2 separate regions of the Homo sapiens genome follow, and region 2 is linked to region 1. Evidence: read pairs that join two places in POLR2A ChIA-PET (ENCODE). Cell type or tissue: Panc1. All regions are shown on one strand.

What was found. Peaks named below come from ENCODE experiments on the same cell type or tissue, not always from the same donor. Only the 100,000 strongest peaks of a DNase experiment are listed, where the experiment ranks them.
Region 2: POLR2A ChIA-PET joins it to region 1 with 5 read pairs; 4 of 35 experiments call an interaction of 5 or more read pairs at or near these places.

Annotation. Positions count from the first base shown.
Region 1 is chr3:32,543,645-32,551,644 of GRCh38, reverse strand. It overlaps DYNC1LI1 (dynein cytoplasmic 1 light intermediate chain 1), which reads left to right. Exons shown (of 13, transcript NM_016141.4): 3 at 5,680-5,796; 4 at 6,539-6,769. Among named protein-coding and RNA genes, the nearest start is that of DYNC1LI1, 23 kb to the left of the region's middle. In Panc1, no CTCF peak of the experiment used is centred here; no DNase peak of the experiment used is centred here.
Region 2 is chr3:32,626,842-32,634,841 of GRCh38, reverse strand. No RefSeq gene overlaps it. Among named protein-coding and RNA genes, the nearest start is that of CNOT10, 54 kb to the left of the region's middle. In Panc1, no CTCF peak of the experiment used is centred here; a DNase peak (open chromatin) is centred at 4,366.

The DNA of each region.
Region 1 (8,000 bases):
ACTACCTCATTTTTTGCTAGGACTCCATTAATAGCCTATTGTCTTGTCTCTTTACTCCTAAACTTACTCTTGTCAGTCATTCTTCCACACTTTTCCATAGCACTCTTTCTAAAGTACCTAAACTGTGCCAGTGGTTCCTCATCTTCAGAATAGTCTGACCTTCTCAGCTTGGCATAAGATGCCTTTCATGATCTGGCCTCCACTGTTTGTTTTCACCTTTTGCTTCCTTTCCCCTTCACATCCTAAATCTCATGCATTCAAATTATTTGTCCTTCCTAGAAGGATGCTTCTTTGCTTCTGGGTCTCTGTATGTGCTTTTTTCATGTGTTCTTACTTCCTGGAATGACAGACTCTCCATGGTTCATTAACTGTACAAGATTTGACTAAAGCGTTACCTTTTCTGCAAAGACTTCTGACTTCCAAGTAAAACCAGGCTCTTCCCTCTGGGCTGACTTCCTGATTTGTTGCATATCTCTGGTGTAGTTGTAATGACAATATCTTGAAACTGTTTCGTATTTGTTATCCCCTTCCAATTTATGAGCTCTTAGAGGACAACAATTTTGATATAAGGATCTTCATATTCTTAGTGTTTGGCTTAGTTTAATAAATGTTTAATGCAGTGGTTTTCTTTTTTTTTTTTTTAATTTGCTGTTAAAATTTTTTTTACACATTTAAAAACTATAAATAGAGATGGGATCTCACTTGATCACCCAGGCTCTTGAACTCCTGGGCTCAAGTGATCCACCTGCCTCGGCTCCCAAAGTTCTGGGTTTGCAGGCATGAGCCACCACATCCAGCCATGGAATGGTTTTCAATGTGGCTTCTGTACCAGCAGTATCAGCATCTCTGGAAACTTGTTAGAAATGCAGATTCTTAGGCCCCACTCAATATTTACTGGATTAGAAACTAAGGGGGTGGGTCCCAGTAATCTGTGTTTTAACAAACTTCTCAGGTGATTCTGATACCTTATAACAAATCCTGCAGGTGATTCTGATAGTTCTAATAGTTAGAAAATTATTAATTCGTCCAGTGAAACGAATGATTGACAACATTCACAGAGAGGAATAAACTCTGATCTTATGATAAGTGGAGGAGAACCCTGTTCAGTCTTTAGAAAAAGGAAACAACCATGCTGTAGTGATGGCTGCAAGAAATTAAAATAGTGAGCCTATATAGTTAGATTGACAGTTTTGTTTTTTTGTTTGTTTGTTTTGAGACGGAGTTTCACTCTTGCTGCCTAGGCTGGAGTGCAATGGCGCAATCTCAGCTCACTGCAACTTCCGCCTCCCGGGTTCAAGCGATTCTCCTGCCTCAGCCTCCCGAGTAACTGGGATTATAGTCATGCACCACCACACCTGGCTAATTTTGTATTTTTAGTAGAGACGGGGTTTCTCCATGTTGGTCAGGCTGGTCTCTAACTCCCGACTTAAGGTGATCCACCCGCCTTGGCCTCCCAAAGTGCTGTGATTACAGGCGTGAGCCACTGTGCCCGGCCAATAGTATTTTTGATGTCATGAATTCAGGCTCAAAATCTGTTCTGAATCTACTAACTTAAACCTTTAGAGATTAGTTAAACTAAAAGGAAGACACAAGCTTGTTATTGAAAAAATTACTCATAATATCGCCATCAGAGATAACCAAATTATCAATGATTATTTCTAGATAATATGATTTCTATTCTTTTGCTTATGCATGAGATTTTCTGCAGCTACGTATTTTTTATTTGGAAGCCTTTATATTTAAGTAAGTTGAAATATTAATATTTTAAGAAATAAGTTGAAATAAACTCATCTGAAGTTTTTACCCTTATGAAGGTGTCTTTTCACTTTTTTAAAACTGACAAAAATTGTGTATATTGTGTACAATATGTTTTGAAATGTGTGTACATTGTGGGATGGCTCAATCAAGGTAGTGTCTTTTCATTTTCTAACATTTAAAGTGGGAATTAAAGAAATAAGATAAATCCTGGGTCATATTATATGTAGTTTTACTTAACTAATTACTGCTTATTTTTATGGATCTGTGTATGCTTTACAAAATACTTATTGAATATTGTGTTGTTCAGTAAGCTTCTGTTATAAGGCTGGGCACTAGGTTTTTACTTACAGTGCAAAACATTGTTTTTGTGGGATAATCCAAATCAAGTTGATATCATTTTAACTTAGAGGATTTCTTTCAGGAAAGTAGCCTGTCATAAGAATAAAAACCTTAAGAAATCTTGATTCTTTTCCTAGTTCTAGAACAGATTCAGGCTCCTTTTAAAGGAAGATATTCATAGATCTCTTCACATGGTGATTTAAATTATTTTTATTATATAAAGTCTAATGCTTGTGTCTGCTGAGGCAACTAGATATACTTATTTTTTTTGGCTTATAGTTCCCAAATAACTCCAAACCCCAAAATTATAAATTAAATGTACTTATAAATTAAATGCCGTAGAAACTATACTGATTTATAAGTACTTATAAATTAAATGCCATAGAAACTATAGAACTTGGTAAAATTCAAATTAGAAACATCAATATAACAACTGATGTTTTGCTGAAATTAAATGCCAGTGTTGGGTTTAGTAATAGAAAGAAATATTTTTATATTTTATTTTTTACTGGTTATTTCCATTTTAAGCATTTTAAACATGATCATTATGGGAATCATTGTCATCATAGATATTACTGTTTTTAAACCTAATTTCTTTTTTTGATGGGCCAGTTTAATGGTACTTTGTAAAAATAGTACTGAAAAATACAAATTTAGTGTCAAATTCTTTTTTTAAATTAGGTAAAATTGTATATATTTACAGTACATGAAGTTTTAGAGTATATATATGCATTATGGAATGGCTAAATCAAGCTAATTAACATATGTATTACCTCACATAGTTGTCATTGTTGTGAGAACACTTAAATCTAATCTCTTGGCATTTTTCAGTACAGCATATTGTTAATAACTATAGTCACCAAGTTGTACAATAGGTCTCTTGAAGGTATTCCTCCTGTCTAACTGAAATTCTGTAACCTTTGACCAACATCTCTCTCCCCAACTCCCTTCCCTACCATGGCCCCAGTCCCCGGTAACTACTGTTGTGTTCTCAACTTCTGTAAGATCAACTTTTTAAGGTTGCATGTATGAGTGAGATCATGGAGCATTTGCTTTTCGGTGCCTGGCTTGTTTTATTTAACACAGCAGTCCCCAGTCTTTTTGGGCACCAGAAACCGACTTCATGGAAGACAGTTTTTCCATGGACTGGGTGGGGACGTTTCAGGATGAAACTCTTTTACCTCAGATCATCAGGCATTAGTTAGATTCTCCTAAGGAGCATGCAGCCTTGATCCCCAGGCGTGCGCAGTTCACATTAGGGTTTGGGCTCCTATGAGAATCTAATGCCGGCACTGCTGATCTGACGGGAGGTGGAGCTCAGCGGTAATGCTGTCGGCTCACCTCCTGCTGTGTGGCCTCGTTCCTGACAGGCCATAGACTGGTACCGGTCCACAGCCCAGTGGGTTGGGGACCCCTGATTTAACATAATGATGAACCTTCCAGGTTCATTCATATTGTTGCATATGATGGAAATTCCTTCCTTCTTTGAGGCTAAATAGTATTGCATTGCGAGTATGTGTGTGTATAATATATATGTGTGTGTATGTGTATACATGTAACATATACACACACATATATATTATACATACACATACCCACAATGCAATACTATTATGTACATATGTGCATATACACACATACACGTACCAGATTTTCCTTATCTATTCATTTGTTGATGGAGTTGATGGACAATTAGGTTGATACCATATCTTGGCTATTGTGAATAATGCCGCAATGAACATGGGAGTACAGATATCTCTTTAACGTATTTACTTCCTTTGGATTTCTTACTGTCACCTTTTTTATTACCTATTTAAGGTTACACTTATTGCTGTGAAGTATTAGAAAATGTTTCATAAAAAGAACCAGTCTGCCTGGTGCAGTTGAATATGGAATTGACTGCTCTGGGATACTTTGAATTTGGCATGCCTGTGTGTTGACTTTCTTTTCTGTTCTGTCTGCATCACTTGGCTTCACCTTGGCCCCAGTAGGATTATAAACACCATTGCAGAGGTGGGCACTGCAATCTTGTGGCAGCATTCAGATATAAAGACTTAAGACATATATGTTTTTTTTAGCTTAACATGGAAATGAAGACAATTTTTAAATTCTTAGAGAACTCATAGATCTTCAGGAATAAGTCCTTAGATTCAAGCAACTCCAGTTTTATATCTATAAATACTATTACTATGATTCTAATAAGTCCATGAACAGTAACATGTAAGTAGCATTTAAATACTCACAATATTAAAAAGCCCTCACCAAAACATTGAACAGCTAGCCTAGTTTTGTTTTGTTTTGTTTTGAGACAGAGCCTCACTCTGTTGCCCAGGCTGGAGTGCAGTGGCGTGATCTTGGCTCACTGCAACCTCTACCTCCCGGATTCAAGCAGTTCTCCTGCCTCAGTCTCCCGAGTAGCTGGGATTACAGATGCGCGCCACTGTGCCCTGCTAATTTTTTGTATTTTTAGTAGAGATGGGGTTTCACCATGCTGGCCAGGCTGGTCTGAACTCCTGACCTCGGGATCCACCTCCCTTGGCCTCCCAAAGTGCTAGGATTACAGGCGTGAGCCACCGCGCCTGGCCTAGTTAGCCTAGTTTTAAACCTTTTTAAAAAATACTTGTGTCAAATTTAAATCACGTGATTTTCTGTCATTAATACTTTTAAGTCTATTTTTAATTTTTGTCTGTTGTACATCCCCCCTACACTTTTTCTTGCCCAACTTGTTATCCCCATTTTCTCACCATCTCTCCTGCTACGTATTTATTATGGCTTCATGGTTCTGCTAAAGGTCACAGTTCCCTGTCCTGATGTACAGGGAACTGATTGATGTGCCATCCTTCCCCCTTGATTGGCCCTTAGGTGGACATATAACTCAAACTGGGCCAATTAAGAGTCTTTACCTGAGGTTCTTCAGATTGAAAGCTAAGAGTAAGAGTCTTTTATTCCTTGTAGATTAAACTGGGATGACATGAGAGTGGAAATTCCTGAAACCTAAGGTGTTTCACTTTACCTTCTCATCTCCTGAAAATTATCCGTAGAGGAAGTCATTTGCAATAGGATAGGACAAGATTTAACAAGACGGAGAGAGAATCCTGGTCATGATGGAGTCTGCATCTTTTTTATCTTTTTTTTTTCTTCAGACAGAGTCTTGCTTTGTTACCCAGCCTGGAGTACAGTGGCACAATCTTGGCTCACTGCAACCTCCGCCTCCCAGGTCCAAGAGATTCTTCTGCCTCAGCCTCCTGAGCAGCTGGGATTACAGGCATGCACCACCACGCCTGACTAATTTTTCTACTTTTAGTAGAGACGGGGTTTCACCATGTTGGCCAGGCTGGTCTCAAACTCCTGACCTCAAGTGATCTGCCTGCCTCGGCCTCCCAAAGTGCTGGGATTACAGGTGTGAGCCACCATGCCCAGCCAAGTCTGCATGTTTAATACTGTAGCTGCTCCATTATATTTCATCAAATTGCCTTTTTGGTTGAAGCTAGTTCCAGTTGGGTTTTTCACTTGGTACTAGAAAGCATCCTTAAATAATCGGTGTTATAATTTATAAGATTTATCCTTTTTTTACATATCTAGGTGAAGATGGAGCTGGAAAAACAAGCTTAATAAGAAAAATTCAGGGAATAGAGGAGTATAAGAAAGGAAGAGGATTGGAATATTTGTACTTAAATGTGCATGATGAAGACAGGGATGGTGAGTGTCATTTGTAACATAAATTTCTGAAGTCTATTTTGAGGTGCACTGCCATTCACATTAGTCTTTGATTTTTTTTAGTGTGTAATTTTTTACTAGAAGTTCTGTGATGTCATGCTGGTCAAGAAATAGCTATGTTTAGCCATACTTTTATTAATTTGGGATTGGGATTCATATATGATACTTTTAAGCATCTTAAGGTATCCTGGTGTGCAGATACTTCTTTCCTACCATACTTGAAGAATCTCAGTTTTTCAGTTCATCTTCCCTCAGATAGTGATTGTTTTGTTGACTCCCATTTCACTTTCTAATTTTCTGATAAAAATATTATCTACTCAGCTTTTTTATCTATCAGCTATTTTTTCTTCTGTAGATCACTTGCCTTCTCATTTTTGTATATGATATCTTGAGTATGCATATCTCTATCTGCTGATGGTAAAAACATAAACAAGTTATGCATCCTCTGGTTTTGGATTAAGAAATATGAAGTAGAGGATGCTACAGTTAAGTCATTTTAGGCCTTTAGATAAATTAGCAGATGGCCTAAACAGTTGAACTTTACTGGCAGTTAAGTCATTTTCGGCCTTTAAATAAATTGGTAGATGGCCTAAATTGTTGAACTTTGTCAAAGCCAATAGCACATCTCCTGTGGAGATGCACTAAAATACCAAGTGGTACTGTTAGTTGGATGATGAAATGACTTAATCTTGTTGCCTTGGTTACTTTGTTTTGTCTGTTGTAGATCAAACAAGATGTAATGTTTGGATCTTAGATGGAGACCTATATCACAAAGGCCTCCTTAAATTTTCACTGGATGCCGTATCTCTGAAGGATACTCTAGTTATGCTGGTTGTTGACATGTCAAAGCCTTGGACTGCTTTGGATTCTTTACAGAAATGGGCAAGTGTTGTTAGAGAACATGTTGACAAACTGAAAATCCCTCCTGAAGAAATGAAACAAATGGAACAAAAGTGTAAGTAATCTAGAAACAGTAATGTAGGTTTCAAATACAAAATGTCTTGGCTGACTTTAATCATTAGGAATTTTTGACTATAAAAAAGGTTTAATGAAGTAAGCATATTGTAAGTACTTTTTTTTTTTTTTTGGAGACAAGAGTCTTGTTCTGTCACCCAGGCTGGAGTGCAGTGGCGCAATCTTGGCTCACTGCAACCTCTGCCTCCTGGGTTCAAGTAGCTGGTATTACGGGCACCTGCCACCATGCCCTGCTAATTTTTGTATTTTTAGTAGAGACGGGGTTTCACCATATTGGCCAGGCTGGTCTCGCACTCCTGACCTCATGATCCACCCCACTCGGCCTCCCAGAGTGCTGGGATTACAGGCGTGAGCCACCGGCCCAGCCTGTAACTACTGTTTTTAAAATTCTCTTTAGATGATGTGCTAGGTTTTAATATAGTTTCAAATTAGAAACATAAGACACAATGGTAAACTGTTTAGTAGAGATGCCTTTTCTCCTTGCCAAAAAGCTGTGTGTGTTCATTTTGGAAAGTAGCTTTGCAGGGTGAAAAGATTGAATCTTTCTTCAGCTGCTCATTTTCAGCAGTTTCATTTTTTAATTCGTAATCTTACTGACCTTGTCAAAATGAAATGTGCCTAGAAAGATGTTGACAGTATACATATAAAGATATTAAAATGGTTTTATGATTTATAAAGTACATATTTTGTACATGCCTATGTGAATTGGAGATTTTTATGGGAATTATGAAAATTGTATGAGTCATTTCTAACAGGTTGTAAGCCAGCAACATTTTTTATTTTTATTTTTGAGTCAGGGTCCCACACTGTTGCCCAGGCTGAAGTACAGTGGCACAATCTTGGTTCACTGCAACCTCTGCCCGCCCCCCCACCAGCTCAAGCCATCCTCCCATCTCAGCCCCCTGAGTAGTACAGGCACGTACCACCATGCCTGGCTAATTTTTTTTATTTTTTGTAGACATAGGGTTTTGCCATGTTGCCCAGGCTGGTCTTGAACTCCTGAGCTCAAGCGATCCACCTTGCTCAGACTCCCAAAGTGCTGGGATTACAGGCATGAGCCACCACGTCCGGCTGCCTGTAACATTTTTTAATGTCACTTAGAGTTCTTCATTTGCCAATATTGTGCTTTGCATAAGAAAATACATAGGTGGGCCAGGCGTGGTGGCTCACGCCTGTAATCCCAGCGCTTTGGGAGGCTGAAGCAGGTGGAT
Region 2 (8,000 bases), 83 kb before region 1:
GCCAAGTGAGGCCAGTGTTTCCAGGAAGTGGGAGTGATCAGCTGGGTCCAGTGTTGCCAATAGGTCAAGAAAGATGAAGACTGAAAGCTGACCTTTGGAATTGACAAGTGAAGGTCATTGTTGACCTTGACAAAGGCAGTTTCTGGGAAGTGGTATGGACAAAAATCTGACTAACATAGGTTTAAGAAACAATGAGTTAGGCCAAGAAAAAAAGAGAGAACACAAATTACTGATATCAGAAATTACAGAGGTGACATCACTACAGATATGATGGGCAATAGAAGGATAATAAAAGAATACTATCAACATCTTTATGCCCACAGATTTGATAGCCTAGATGAAATGGATCAATTCCTTGAAAGACACAAACTGCCAAAACACACAAGAAGCAATAGACAATCTGAATAGGCCTGTATCTATTAAAGACATTGAGTGAATAATTAATAACTTTTCAAAACAGAAAGCACCAGACCTAGCCCTAGATGGATTCACTGGTGAATTCTACCAAATGTCTATAGAAGAAATTCTACTAATTATCTACTTTCTCTTTCAGAGGATAGATGCAGAAGGGGATACTACTTCCTAACTAAACCCTAATACCAAACCAGCCAAAAACATTACAAAGGAAACTATATACCTATACACCAGCACTGAACAAGTGGAATTTGAAATTAAAAACAGTATAATTTACATTATCACCCCCCAAAATGAAATACTTAGGTATAAAACTAACAAAATGTGTACTAAATCTATACAAGGAAAACTGGAAAACTCTGATGAACAAAATCAAAGAAGAACTAAATAAATGGAGAGATATTCCATGTTCATGGATAGGAAGGCTCAATAGAGTCAAGATGTCATTCTTTCCAACTTAATCTATAGATTCAAAGCAATCCCAATCCCAGTCTCAGCAAGTTATTTTGTGGATATCAACAAACTGATTCTAAAGTTTACATGGAAAGGCATAAGACCCAGAATAGTCAATACAATATTGAAGAAGAGTAAAGCTGGAGAACTGACACTACCTGACTTCAAGACTTAATATAAAGCTGTAGTAATCAAGATAATGTGGTGTTGATGAAAGAACAAACAGATCAAGGCCAGGCACGGTGACTCACGCCTGTAAACACAAACACAGCACTTTGGGAGGCTGAGGCAGGCGGATCACAAGGTCAGGAGATTGAGACTATCCTGGCTAACACAGTGAAACCTCGTCTCTACTAAAAATACAAAAGCAAAATTAGCTGGGCATGGTGGCAGGCGCCTGTAGTCCCAGCTACTTGGGAGGCTGAGGCGGGAGAATGGCGTGAACCTGGGAGGGGGAGCTTGCAGTGAGCCAAGATCACACCACTGCACTCCAGCCTGGGTGACAGAGTGAGACTCCGTCTCAAAAACAAACAAACAAACAAACAAAAGATCAATAAAACAGAACAGAGATCCCAGAAATAGACCCACATAAATATAGTCAATTGATCTTTGACAAAGGAGCAAAGGCAATATAATGGAGCAAAAAAAAAGTCTTTTCTTTTCTTTTTTTTTTTTCAGACAGAGTCTCATTCTGTTGTCCAGGCTGGAGTGCAGTGGTGTGATCTCGACTCACTGCAACCTTCACCTCCTGGGTTCAAGCGATTCTCCTGCCTTAGCCTCCTGAGTAGCTGGGACTATAAGCACAAGCCGCCACTCCTGGCTAACTTCTGTATTTTTAGTAGAGACGGGGTTTCACCATATTGGCCAGGCTTGTCTCGAAATCCTGACCTCAAGTGATCCGCCCACTTCAACCTCCCAAAGTGCTGGGACTACAGGCATGAGCCATCACATCTGGCCAAAAATAGTCTTTTCAACAAATGGTACTGGAAAAACTGGACATCCACATGTAAAACAAACAAACAAAACCCAAATCTAGATAACAGATCTTAAATTTTTCACAAAAACTAACTTAAAATGGATCATAAAACTAAATGTAAACCTCAAAACTCTAAAACTCCTAGAATATAACATAAAAGAAAACTTAGATGACTTGGGTATGGCAATAAATTTCACTCACAGGATTAGAGTAAGGATTAAATAAAATAATACTTTAAAACATTAGAACAGTGCCTGGAATGTTTGCTTTGCATAATCCCATGATCCCCATGGCTATGAAGAAATCATGTTTTGGTATATTCAATTATATTTTAATTGAGCCACAGAGGTCATTTAGCAAGCCCATTAGTTAGATAAATTTTTTGACATACAAATAAATTATCTCTTACTTGATCTGTTCAATTAAAAAACAAAACAAATAGTTCTTCTTTTTTTTTTTTAACAATGCTATCTTGGGAACTGTGAGGTCTCCTGTCACTAGGTTGCCCCTGGGTGGGCTCCAGGAGAGTGACACAAGGAGCCTGAAGGTCATCTGACCCAGTGTCACTCACTGGCTGCCAGACGGATTCATAGCTGAGGTTTTTGGTCGGAAAGGAATTCACAAAACTTTTTTTTTTTTTTTGAGACCGAGTTTCGCTCTGTCGCCCAGGCTGGAGTGCAGTGGCGCGATCTTGGCTCACCACAACCTCCGCCTCCTGGGTTCAAGCAATTCTCTTGCCTCAGCCTCCTGAGTAGCTGGGACTACAGGAACGCGCCACCACACCTGACTAATTTTTGTATTTTTAGTAGAGACGGGGTTTCACCATGTTGGCCAGAATGGTCTCGATCTCCTGACCTTGTGATCCACTTGCCTCCACCTCCCAAAATGCTAGGATTACAGGTGTGAGCCACCGTGCCCGGCATTCACAAAACATTTTAAAATTTTACTTGCCAACATTTAAAAATCAGGAGATTTCATATAAAAACTTGATTTCCAGACTTAATAAATTGCAAGATCTTGCAACCCTGGGCCTGAAACCCTGTAGCACAGCCTTCTGTGGTACAGAATAAAGGCTTCCTCCTTTAGCTAGGCTGGTATCCTCCCGTGCAATACAGCCCCACTGTTTCCAGCCCACTTGCTTCTCTCATTGGCTCCTCCTTGGTTCCTATAGGTACCTGAGTTTGTAACTACTAATTAGTTCAATCCTTCTCTTTTTAGATGCAGAGGCCGAGGTCCTGAGAGAAATAGAGAGCTGGAACTGGAATCTTAGCCATCAGACCAGGGCTCTTTTACATGCCTTGTGTTGTTTTATATTTGGTTGTTTTGAGAAAAAGATAATAGCTTAAAAAAAAAAAAAGGTAAGACATAGTGGGGGGCCGTGCAAGGTGGCTCACACCTGTAATCCCAGCACTTTGAGAGGCCAAAGCAGGCAGATCACAAGGTCAGGAGTTCGAGACCAGCCTGGACAATATGGTGAAACCCTGTCTCTGCTAAAAATACAAAAAAAAAAAAAATTAGCTGGGTGTGTTGGCATGTGCCTGTAGTCCCAGCTACTTGGGAGGCTGAGGCAGAAGAATCACTTGAACCCGGGAGGTGGAGGTTGCAGTGACCTGAGATCACACTACTGCACTCCAGCCTGGGTGACAGAGAGAGACTCCATCTCAAAAAAAAAAAAAAAAAAAAAAGACATAGTGGGGAAAACTAAAATTTAGGGATTTTTAGGCACCATTTAGGTGATTAAATTGAGATAAAGGAAAAAGTGGAGGTCAGTAGAATTCCTTTTCTCTGTAGAAAATAGCTTCATTGTTTTGGGGGAAATGATATATGTTCAGTGCAAAAGATTCCAACAATACAGATAAGTACAAAGAAGACGGTAAAGATTCCCCCAAATTTCACTTTTCACTTATAATTTCCATTAACATTTTGATATGTACATTTCTATGTCCCCTCTTGACATATTTATAGATACACTTAATCTAACACTGTCTCAGCTGGGGATTATGTGTGAGTGTGGGGTTTTAGAGTTCCCACATAATCTTCATCAGCTTCTCTCCAACCAATTATTTGATATAGCCAATTGGGATATTTTTCAATTATATTAAGGTGCTATGCAAATACAAGGTCAAGCCTCCTTGTTTGACCCAACTCCCTTCTAATGAGATTGTTATGTACACATCCAGCCCACCTATATAGAAATTCTGAAGCTGCTAGATTGCATGTTTTTCTGAATGAGAGTGTCCATACAAGTCACTCTCATTATGTTCTGTAATTTGATTTTCCCACCAATAATATTTCTGGAATATTTGTGTCTAGTATATAAACACAGACTTTTAAAAACCCCCACAAATTTCCCTTTTAAGAACACCCTCAGCATCCTCAAGACAAGCCAGTTGGTCTCTTACATAGACTTTGCTCCATCTGACTGATGCCTGGGAAAATGGGAACACCTGATTGAAACCCATTGCGCACATTCTAGTCTGTTTGATTGTTCACAATAGGCACTGATGAGAACAATTAGTTTCTCAATGATTGTATTAGTCAAGATTTAATGCAATAGTGTTGCACAACAGGTAACTCCCAAATGTCAGTGATTCATAAGAACAAATATTTATTTTTCACTCACTGGTCTGTGCACTGCATGTGGGTTGTCCAGGCTCACTTGGGCTTAGGTTTGGGTCTTTCCTATGTGTTTCTCATTCCAGGACCCAGGCTAAATGGGCAATGGCTACTTGGGGCATTCTCTCCTCAAAGCAAAAGGCAGAAATGCAGGAGGTCATGCCAAATTTCACAAACTCATATAAAGTCTCTGGTCAGATATAGCATATGATACATCCACCCACATTGTATTGACCATGCCCAACGTGAATTAGGTGGAGAAGCGTACTTTATCTATAGTAAACCATAGCAAGCTTGGGGAAGGAAGGAGTTGTGAAACAAAAATACTGCTACCACAGGGACTAATCAGGATGGACAATAAAATAAAATTTAGCCTGAGCCCTACTGTTGAGCCTTATAAATGCAATCTGAACCCGTACCTCCTGAGAACTGCAACACCTTCACGTAGTGTATCCCAAAGACCCTTGATCCTCTCTGATCATATTCACTCTGCCTTTACATTTGATATGCTTTTTGCTCTTCAGGGTCATGAGCACCACCTAGGTCTATACAAATGAAAAAGGTTAAACTGCCATATCAATTTTTGAACCTTAAGAGAGCTATTTTCACTTTTCCCCTTCCTTGCCACAGTTGCACTGATCAGCAAATATTTCTGAAATTTCCCTGTGAATAAAAATAAAGAGTATTGTTGCCAGGCAACAAATAAATAGAGAATTATTTTTATGCTTTCTGGAAGGTGTAGCATCTTGCTGCAGTGTTTCCAGGGAGAACCCCAATTGTTAAGTTTTTGGGGTTTTTTTTCTTAAAGACAGGGTCTAGCTCTGTCACCCAGACTGGAGTGCAGTGGCACAATCATGGCTCACTACAGCCTCGATCTCCTGGGCTCAAGCAATCCTCTTACCTCAGTCTCCCTAGTAGTTGTTACTACAGGTACATGCCACCAGGCTCAGCTAATTGGTTTTGGGTTTTTTTTGTTTTTTTTTTGAGATGGAGTCTTGTTCTGTCACCCAGGCTGGAGTGCAGTGGTGTGATCTTGGCTCACTGCAACCTTGCCTCCTTAGTTTAAGTGATTCTCTTGCCTCAGCCTCCCGAGTAGCTGGAATTACAGGTGTGCGCCCCCACGCCCAGCTAATTTTTTGTATTTTTAGTAGAGACGGGGTTTCACTGTATTGGCCAGGCTGGTCTTGAACTCCCAACCTCAGATGATCCTCCCTCCTTGGCCTCCCAAAGTGCTGGGATTACAGGCGTGGGCCACTGCGTCCGGCCCCAGTTGTTTTGTATTTCTTATAAAGACGGGGTTTCACCATGTTGCCCAGGCTGGTCTCAAACGCCTGGACTCAACCAATCCACCTGCCTTGGCCTCCCAAAGTGCTGGGATCACCGCTTACACCCCAACTGTCAAGATTAATCAAATGCTGGAAAATGGAAATTTATTAAACAAGACTAGCTTGAGTAAGAAATTCCCTATGCTAAGGGACAACGAGAACTATTTAGATGAAACCTTTTACCAAATCAAGCATTATCCCATGACATTCATTGTCTCAAGTTAACTCTTTACTGTATGTCAACTGCTTTTCTAAATTTAATGCAATAATATTTCATCAAAATCACAAATGACATGCACACCATTTCCACTGCTGGACGTTTAGTGAGTATATTGTGGGAAAGAAAAATAATAATATCTTACCCATTAAAAGGTCCACGGCTGAGGCCCCTATAACAAAAGGCAGATTAATAAAAGAAAACCATGGCCAGGTGTGGTGGTGGGCGCCTGTAATTCCAGCTACTTGGGAGGCTGAGGCAGGAGAATGGCTTGAACCCGGGAGGCGAAGGTTGCAGTGAGCCGAGATTGCACCATTGCACTGCAGCCTGGGCAACAAGAGTGAAACTCCATCTCAAAACAAAACCAAACCAAACCATATATATATACATATATAATTTTTTTTTTTTTTGAGATGGAGTCTTGCTCTGTCACCCAGGCTGGAGTGCAGTGGCTCAACCTTGACTCACTGCAAGCTCCGCCTCCTGGGTTCACGCCATTCTCGGCACACTGCAACCTCCACCTCCCAGGTTCAAGTGATTCTCCTGCCTCAGCCTCCCAAGTAGCTGGGATTACAGGCGCCTGCCACCACATCCAGCTAATTTTTGTAGTTTTAGTAGAGACAGGTTTTCACCATTTGGCCAGGCTAGTCTTGAACTCCTGGCCTCAGATGATCTGCCTGCCTCAGCTTCCCAAAGTGCTGGGATTACAGGTGTGAGCCACTGATCACAGCCTGAATAAACCTTGAAAGTATTATGCTAAGTGAAAGAGGCCAGTTACAAAAAACTACATGTATGTAATAAACAATAAATATTTGGTCTTTGACTCCAGTTTCTGACACAAAGCTCCCAAAACTCTTAGAATCTCTGGAGTAATAAGTATCTTTTGCATGCTGATGAAATGACTGGTGGCTGGTAACTCCTAGATAACTGTAGAATGGGGGATGGTCTCCAGGAAGACGAGGCATGATTAGAGGGTTGGATGTTTCATTCCCACCCCCTGACCTCCTTGGACGGGAGAGAGGCAGGAGATTGAGCTAATCACCAATCACCAGTGATCTAATCAATCATGGATAAGTAATGAAATCTCCATAAAAACCCCTAAATGTTGGGTTTGAAGAGTTTTCAAGTAGGTGAACACATCGAGGTACTTGGCAGGGTGGTATGTCAGAGCAGACATAGAAACTTTGTTTCCCTTGCCCATCTACCTTGTCTTATTTTTCTGTTCTATTTCTCTTTTCCTAGTTTGTATCCTTTGGAATAAACTGGTAATGGCAAGTAGACCATTTCCTTGAGTTTTGTGAGACACTCTAGTAAATCACTAGGCCTGAGTAGGGTCTCATGAGATCTCCAATTTATAGCTAGCTGGTCAGAAGTAAAAGTAGCAACCTTGCACTTGCAATTGGTGACTGAAGAGGGGATGATTCTGTATGAATGAGTCCTTAACTTGGTGTGACACTAATTCTGTGGAGTGTGTTGTCAGATTTAAATTGAGTTTTTGGACACCCAGTTGGTGTCTGGAGAACTGGAGAATTTGGCTGATATTAGGAAAAAAAAACCCACACATTTTGGTCTTAAGTGTTAGTGAATAAAAATAGCTCACCACATATTCTATGATCCTTTTGTGAAATATTGATAATAGGCAAATCTCTGGAAACAAAGTAGATTAGTAGTAAAGTCTGGAATGGCTGAGAGAAAATGAGACATTGTGCCTAGAAATGGCGGGTTCTTGGTCTCACAGACTTCAACAATGAAGCCAAGCACCCTCACAGTGAGTGTTACAGTTCTTAAAGGCGGCGTGTCCACAGTTTGTTCCTTCTGATGTGGAGATGTGTTTGGAGTTTCTTCCTTCCGGCTGGGTTCGTGGCTCGCTGGCTGAAGAGTGCAGCTGCAGACCTTCGCGGTGTTACAGCTCTTAAGGCAGCGCATCTGGAATTGTTGGTTCCTCCCTGCGGCTTCGTGGTCTCGCTGGCTCAGAACTGAAGCTGCGAACCTTCCCGGT